3 separate regions of the Homo sapiens genome follow, and all the other regions are linked to region 1. Evidence: read pairs that join two places in POLR2A ChIA-PET (ENCODE). Cell type or tissue: HepG2. All regions are shown on one strand.

Region 1 (2,500 bases):
CCACTGCCTTCTTTTGTGGACTTCTGGCCATTCTGTTGGCTAAGAAAGCGTGTTCTAGAACAATTCTCTGGATCTAAATCCCTGCTGCATTGCTTATTAGCTGTGAGACCTTTGAAAAGTATCTCAGCTTGCCTTAGTTTCCCCATCTGTAGAGGGAACAGCTATAAAATTAAGATAATGACAGGTTGTTAGGAGGCTTAACAGGGATAATTCATGCAAATTGCTCAGCCCTGTGCCTGGCACAGGACACGTGCTCTGTCAGTGGGGACTGCTGCCGTGGCAGTGGTGGTTTCTATTGCCATGACTACTACAGGCCACAACTGAATGGAGAACTGTGCTCTGACCTAGAGAATAATACTTGGTTGATCTACAGCAATTCTAGCCCCAAAGCCGCAGGACTCTGTTCCCAGCATCCAGGCTCACACAATGATTGCTGGTGCTTTGTTGTGCTTGGGCTACATGGACTTGTTTCATCTCAAGACTGTGGATACTAGGATGGTGGCTGAGAAGTATTTACAGGGGTCTTTTTATCTGCAAATTGAGAAGAGAAGGCTGCTACAGGCAGTCCTTGAAGATGCAAATTTCTCATCTTTGACCTGGATTTGTTTCTTACAAGGAGCTGTGTGCGGAGCACGTTGGGAGGGAGTGGGCTGCCTTTACTTGTCTTGAGGAAGGTTCTCGTGTTTGTCTGCGTAGTCTGAAATAACGTCTGACCTACTGCCTCTCCACCCCCAAACCCCCCTTGTCACTCGGCAGTGCCTGCAGCATTCCTTCAGCCTTTCTGGAATTGAAGTTTTCCTAACTGGTGGCAGAAGCATTCTTTGTTGAAATTCACTCTCCTTGGCAGTTCTCCAGGGCACACGGCAATGCCTATTTATTTGATTTAGCCTTTGTTTGGTTAGCCTTGTATTTTGTCTGTTTTGCTTTGCGAAGTTCTTTTTTCCCCAAATTTTCATGTTTAAATCCCTTGGACTTCACTTCTATTTATTTTACTAGCTTGCTTTAAAATACTGCTAAAAGTTGTTTGCTTTAAGCTCTCACAAAATGAGTAGTCTTGGATTCATTTGTCTGTTTTCTCCAAGCCTGATCCATAGTGTGTGTACTAGGTGCACCTTTGTTAATTATTAAAACAAAATAGACTTTATGGTTTGTACTTTGTACATCCGAATATTATACTACATTGTCTCCAGTTCTCTTTATTTAGCTCTTTGTTTTTTTACCCTGTCCTCCAATCATTAGGCTCATGTTAATTCTAAAGAGATAGAAGTAGCTTAACTTTTCTGAATCTTTTCGTTCTCCCTCCTCTGCCATTCTTCCTGCTTCTTCCCACAATATAAAAACCCGTCCGACTCTCCTGTCTTCCGAGTGAAGCTGGCAACACTCCAAGTGACATGAGTACCCTAAGACACCCATTTTTTTGTAAGTAAACATTCAGTGACGAAACTTAGACCTTCTCTAGACATTTTTATGTATGTATGTATGTATGTATGTATGTATGTATGTATGTATGTATGTATTTGAGACAGATTCTCATTCTGTTGCCCAGGCTGGAGTGCAGTGACACAGTCTCTGCTCACTGCAGTCTCCGCCTCCTGGTTCGAGTGATTCTCATGCCTCAACCTCTCGAGTAGCTAGGATTACAGGTGCCCGCCATCACACCCAGCAAATTTTTGTATTTTTAGTAGAGATAGGGTTTCACCATGTTGGCCAGGCTGGTCTCGAACTCCTGGCCTTAAGTGATCCGCCTGCCTCAGCCTCCCAAAGTGCTGGGATTACAGGCGTGAGCCACTGCACCCGGTCACTAGACATTTTAAATCCTCTCAAGACCCCTGATTGTATGTGTGGCCTTCACCTCACACTTAACGTGGCCAAAATGCACTCCTGCCTTCTCTTTGTCCCCTAATCACTGTAAGAGAGATCTTTCCCTGTGCTCTTTTATTCTCAGGCTTATATCTTTCTTTGTTTTGGAAACACATATTTGTTAGAATCTTCTGCATTGCAGATACTGGGATTGTATGAAAATGAACAAGATAGAAACTGCTCTGCCCTTTAGGAGCTTAGAGTCTAGTTGAGGATGTAGGTGGTTAGAATCCAAGATGGTTAATCCTGAAAGATGACTACAAAGTACTATGGAGAAGAAGAACGCTTGCTGCAGACTGGGGAGGGGGCACCAAGGCTGACATCAGAGAAGTGATAGCCGGCGTGAGACCTGGAGGATGGTCTCCATTTGCCTGACTTCGCCTTAGCCAGGGAAGGAGGGAGGGCATATTCTAGACAGAGTGCATCTGCAGAGGTCAGCGGGAGAGCATGAATAACAGAGTTGTTACGCATAGTTAGCCTACTATCAAATACACCTATTTTTTTCAGTGGGTGGGTGGAACGAGAGATGAATGCAGAGTGATGAGACTGGAGAGATAGGCAGTGCCAGGTGATGAGGGTCTTGTAAGAGTTCAGACTTTATCCTGAGATACCGGGAAGCCATCGAAATGTAGGGAAGTGA
Region 2 (2,500 bases), 560 kb after region 1:
TGGAGTGCAAATGGTGCGATCTCCGCTCGCTGCAGCTTCTGGCTCCTGGGTTCAATCTGCTTAGCTTTTAAATGGTAGCATACATTAATATGGGTATACAAGGGTACAGTAAACAAACACTTAGGTTAGGATTAGGAGAAACCACGTTCTTGGCTTACGGTTATTTCCCTGAGAAGGCCAACCGGTTGTCCTTCATTTCTTTGTCATATTATTTTTGTAGCGTTAAGATTAAATGGTCCCACCCTGAAAGCCACCATGATGAGAACAAAAGCCATTGGGTTTCCAGAATTGAGACAATATCATTGCAGAAATGTTTGGGTCACATGTCAGCCATGGCCCTCAGTGTAGCTATTGCTGGTTTGGAGCCTTGGGTGCAAGGGATCAGAAAGGCAGGTCCCACTGGCCCAGGGCTCCACCGGGAGCCTTTGATGGAATCAGGCCAGACCCCTACTGTTGACAGGATTTGGTGGTTTGTTTTATGTTTTCCAAATTTGGTAGTTACCTGTCTCCTGTCTTTCCCCCCAAACCTCTCCACTCCTTAGCTTTTGGCTTTCTTCTGCACAGCTCTTTTCCAAAGGAAGGGATGAAGCTTCCAGGGCAGATTATTGAGTGGCCCGCCTGATTTACTTGCAAAGTCTCACTGCTCCCCCTGAACTATTCTGGGTTTGAGAATGTGTGCGTGAAAGGAAAAAACACGTAGGAATGTTGAATTTTCCAAAGTTGAAATCTTTCAGGTCTTTAAACATCCGGTTGGTTAAACTGAGAACATTGATGTTTAAGCATAGAGTGTCCAGCCAGACTCTGACCTGTGTCTGGGGTCAGGCCTGCACGTGGGGGTGGGTGACTAGAGTGGTCAGAGGTTCCAGCCCCTGGCTGTGGTTTTGAGCAATTCTCCTATTCTCATTGCACCAGAAAGAGTTAATTCCAGTTGCACGGCTTGCTGATGTTGTTGATAATAAAGTATTTTAATGGGCTCTGTGAATAATGTTTGTAAGGAAACTACTCGGGTGAACTGATGATGAAACACAGATTTTTTTAAACTTTTAAAAAGATTTTAGGAGTAACTTGTTTTTACAGCTCCTTCAGTGGGATTTTCTTGGATTGTCCCCTTCCCCCATGTTAGTTAAACAGCTTCTTGTTTGCTTTCTAAATGTTGGAGGACAACATCAATCTTACTGTTGGCTGAAAGCAGGAGGTGGGCACGGGTTTATGTAATTTAACTTCTTTTCTCTGCAAATCAGTAAATATTTACAAATGACCTTATCAAACAGTTTGGGTACATTCGGTCACTTGAAAGTGTGCGGCCAGAGGAACGATTGCCCGTCGGCCTGCTGCCAGTTCCGGGGGGCCTCAAAGGAAGGACTTACATTTTTAAAAATAGGCTGTCCATAGACCAAACGCTTCACAGGAAGTGGGCCTCACAGGAAGCCTCCCTCTCTCCACAGAACGGTTTTAGAAAATTTGCATTTTAAAGTTTGACTTCTAAAGATTCAACTCTTAATGGCTGGAGTCGATTGCTGGGAACTGAGGAATCCAAAAAATAAATAGTGGATTCTGAGTTGGGCTTTACCATTGCTGCCTGAGTTCTTTTGTTGCTTAGGGAAGGTAATTACAGAATTCTATTCCAAGAGTAAATGTCATTCTTTTGTGAGTAAGCTGGAAAGAAACAAGGGGATTACTTTTCTGTTTTTATAAAATGATCCCGATGTCATATGGTTTTAAAACATAACTAAATTTCTGGAGCAGAGATGGACTTTTGGGGGTGTCTCGGCCCTCTTTTTTTTTTCCCCAAACTTTAGAAATCTGACACAGTTAAATTCATTTTTAGAAGAGAATGCACGTGTTCTTCAATGTTGACGCTGAAAAACAATGAGATTCTCATTTTATTGGTAGTTTGGGTATGAAAATTGTAATATTGTTGTATCACCATAACCTGGTAATAATATGTTCATTTTGCCTATCAAACATAATACAAGTAAGATTGAAGTGCATTTTATGGAGTTCTACTGTCAGTATAATATTTAAGGCTGGCAAACAGTCAACAAATGAGAAGCTTTTAAAAATAAAGAAGTGATAATAGCTATACATCTACTTATTGCAAAGTACTTAATAATTCTCTATTAATGCCTTTGTATTTTAATTTTCTTTGCAGAGTATTGGGAAAGGGTCGTTGTGGTGCATAGACCCAGAGTATAGACAAAATCTAATTCAGGCTTTGAAAAAGACACCTTATCACCCACACCCACACGTGTTCAATACACCTCCCACCTGTCCTCAGGCATATCAAAGGTAAGCAATTCAGACTTCTTTTTTTTGGTCTACTGAAATGGCATTATTTTGGCAGAGACCTGCGCGGAAATTAATTTAATAGGCCGTACGAGATTTTAAAAATAACTGCAGGTAAATGAGAAAGAAATTAAGTATTATTAGGAGGCATATCCACTGTTGTATTTCCTACAAACCTTACCGCTGCTGCAGCGTCAGAGGAATGTGCTTCCAG
Region 3 (2,500 bases), 570 kb after region 1:
TGTTACTGTTGAAGAACAGGGAATGTGTAACCCGGGAAGAGCACCTTCAGAAGGTTAGCATGCCAGCCATCCTCACCATCAGAGAGGACAGATTTGGACTTGATGGATCGAAGTTATAGAAAGAAGGATTTGGGGTCAAGACAGAACAGCATCTGACAGTGTGCCAGGCACATAACAGAAGCTGGGTAAATGCTAGAGTTGTTGGGTGGGTGGACAGATGAAGGGGATGAAGGTAGAATGAGCTACCCCCAGGGATGCCAGTCGAGGCTAGACAACCAGCTGCCAGGGTCGTCCCAAGATTTAACTCTTACTGGAGAACTGCAGGGTTATCGCTTCCAGCTCTTGAGATGTTGTTTCTGAGTTTCTTGGGCTGCCATGACAGTCGAGGCATATCCCTCTGCAACATGGTGTTTGTAGTTTATAAGGTGGAAATGAAACTTGAGGGAATAGATGCATAGCTTTGTTAGCCAGCAATGAGAGGTCAGGCTCTTCTCTTGAAATTAAGTGCAGATTTCAAGACCGTGATGGGACTAATTCAGTTACTCTTCGTTCTGTGTCATCCAGCTTTTTGATTCATGCCCTACAATTACCTCCCTTGTTTTAGTGACACTTCTTTGCATTTCCTTCCGTGTGAATAAAATGATCACGGCAGTGTTTTGCCAAGCAGAAGATCATTTCCAAAAGCTGTCCATCAAATCATCCCAACCTCCCCCCTATTGTTTATCCACTGAATTGATGAGAATAACACCCACCCTTTGCATAAATCTCCATGGAAGAGCCAAACTGGTGTCCTTGTTTTGTGGAAGCACATGTTCTTGGCCAGAGTCTCTGATCACATTCATAACCTTTTGTTTTTCTTACATAAGGTTCGTGTTGCATTATTTGTCAAAGCATCTCTGAGACTCTGCCATGGATGTGAGAGGTACGGAAAGAGCGTGGGAAGCATCAGAGATTCCACATTAATTCCTAACTTTTGCTGATTTTTAAATCATCTGGAGAAAACCTCCATAAACCATTGAGACACATTAAAAAAAATCCTTATCTTCTCAAATTGAGTTGCTTAATCACCATAGTCCAAGTTGAGACATGTTTCCTGTGTGTTTACTTTTAAATGGAAAGTTTTGGTCAAAGTCTGTTTATGAGCTGCTTATTCCAACATATGTCTCTCTAACACACATCAGTTTCCCCCTTCCCTCAGAACACACGCCCCAACCAGTTTGGGCAGAAGAAAAATGAATGGGAAAAACACATTCAGAGGGGAAAAAACATTACCAAATTTTAGTAGCTTTTTTTACCTCCTTCCCCTGCACCCCCCTTCCTTCTTCTCTTTCCTCTCTCTTTCTCTTTGCAGCTGTGGGTCTTCTGAATGAAAGCTTTTTGTTTGTTTGTTTTAACTGTAAGGAGAGCAGAGTTTCTTATCTTAGGATTCTTCTGAACTGGAAATTGCCCCCCACCCCCAAACCCTCCTATTCTTTTCTACTGATGAGAAACACATCAAGAGATTTCCCTGCATTTCAAGCTTCCCAGCAGAGTCCCGCGTGGGAGGTGGGGGTTCTGGCCTGGCTTTGGTGCATTCACCAGCCCCCAGGCCTCCAGCCCAGGCTTAGCTTCACCTGCATTTGCAGGGGAGTGGCCCCGAATTGGTGCTGCAGATGGGCACAGCGGCTCTGTCACCCTCAGGAGGAGGAGGCCAGTCCGAGGAAACAGTGAGGAAGCAGAGAAATGAAAAAGATCCCACAGTCTGAAGCTCTCAAAGCGTGACTCTGGCTTCCCCGCCTGCCCGATCCTGCCCGCAGTAGAGCAGGAGTCAGAAACTCTGTCCTGGGCCTGTCTCCCATGAGCTTTAGTGCCCCAGAGAGGTCCTTCTGCCTCCCCAGCATTGGAAGGAGCAGGATCCGAGAGAACCACACGCTTGCCCTGGTGCAGACGGGGACTGGAGGGTCTCCATGCTTCCTCCCAGCTCCTGCAGGTTGGCCAATGTCGCAGCAGGCTCAGAGCAGATCTTAGTTAGGTCTAGAAAGAGGCTCAGGTTAGAGCCTCCCTGGGCCACTCACTAGCTGTGTGACCTTGGACATGTTACCTGAAGCCTCTGGTCCCTGAGCCTCTGTTTTGTTACTCATTGTGGCATAAGAATACTTGTCTTAGGCTGGGCGTGGTGGCTCACACCTGTAATCTCAGCACTTTGGGAGGCCGAGGCGGGCAGATCACCTGAGGTCAGGGGTTTGAGACCAGCCTGGCCAACGTGGCAAAACCTCGTCTCTCCTAAAAAGAACAAAAATTAGCTGGGTATGGTGGCAGGCACCTGTAATCCCAGCAACTCACCCAGGAGGCAGAGGTTGCAGTGAGCCGAGATCGCACCGTTGCACTCCAGCCTGGGTAACAAGAGTGAAACTCTGTCTCAAAAACAAACCAACAAAAAGAATACTTGTCTTAAACGAGTGCTTTAGGGATTAAATTAAGTAAAATGATGTACCAAATGCCTAGCCCTTGTGCCTGGCCC

What was found. ChIA-PET counts read pairs that join two places held together with the same protein. Peaks named below come from ENCODE experiments on the same cell type or tissue, not always from the same donor. Only the 100,000 strongest peaks of a DNase experiment are listed, where the experiment ranks them.
Region 2: POLR2A ChIA-PET joins it to region 1 with 10 read pairs; 2 of 35 experiments call an interaction of 5 or more read pairs at or near these places.
Region 3: POLR2A ChIA-PET joins it to region 1 with 7 read pairs; 2 of 35 experiments call an interaction of 5 or more read pairs at or near these places.

Annotation. Positions count from the first base shown.
Region 1 is chr14:89,909,616-89,912,115 of GRCh38, reverse strand. All of the region lies in intron 5 of EFCAB11 (EF-hand calcium binding domain 11), which reads left to right. Among named protein-coding and RNA genes, the nearest start is that of EFCAB11, 44 kb to the left of the region's middle. RefSeq lists enhancers at 1-353, 354-971. In HepG2, no CTCF peak of the experiment used is centred here; DNase peaks (open chromatin) are centred at 355 and 945; H3K4me3 peaks cover 1,689 bases.
Region 2 is chr14:89,350,461-89,352,960 of GRCh38, reverse strand. It overlaps FOXN3 (forkhead box N3), which reads left to right. Exons shown (of 6, transcript NM_005197.4): 3 at 2,153-2,289. FOXN3-AS3 (FOXN3 antisense RNA 3) reads right to left here. Exons shown (of 2, transcript NR_188029.1): 1 at 2,468-2,500. Among named protein-coding and RNA genes, the nearest start is that of FOXN3-AS3, 1.4 kb to the right of the region's middle. RefSeq lists an enhancer at 1-346 and a silencer at 1,496-1,545. In HepG2, no CTCF peak of the experiment used is centred here; DNase peaks (open chromatin) are centred at 810 and 1,240.
Region 3 is chr14:89,338,918-89,341,417 of GRCh38, reverse strand. All of the region lies in intron 3 of FOXN3 (forkhead box N3), which reads left to right. Among named protein-coding and RNA genes, the nearest start is that of FOXN3-AS3, 10 kb to the left of the region's middle. RefSeq lists enhancers at 76-575, 576-1,077, 979-1,273, 1,796-2,065. In HepG2, no CTCF peak of the experiment used is centred here; a DNase peak (open chromatin) is centred at 1,117.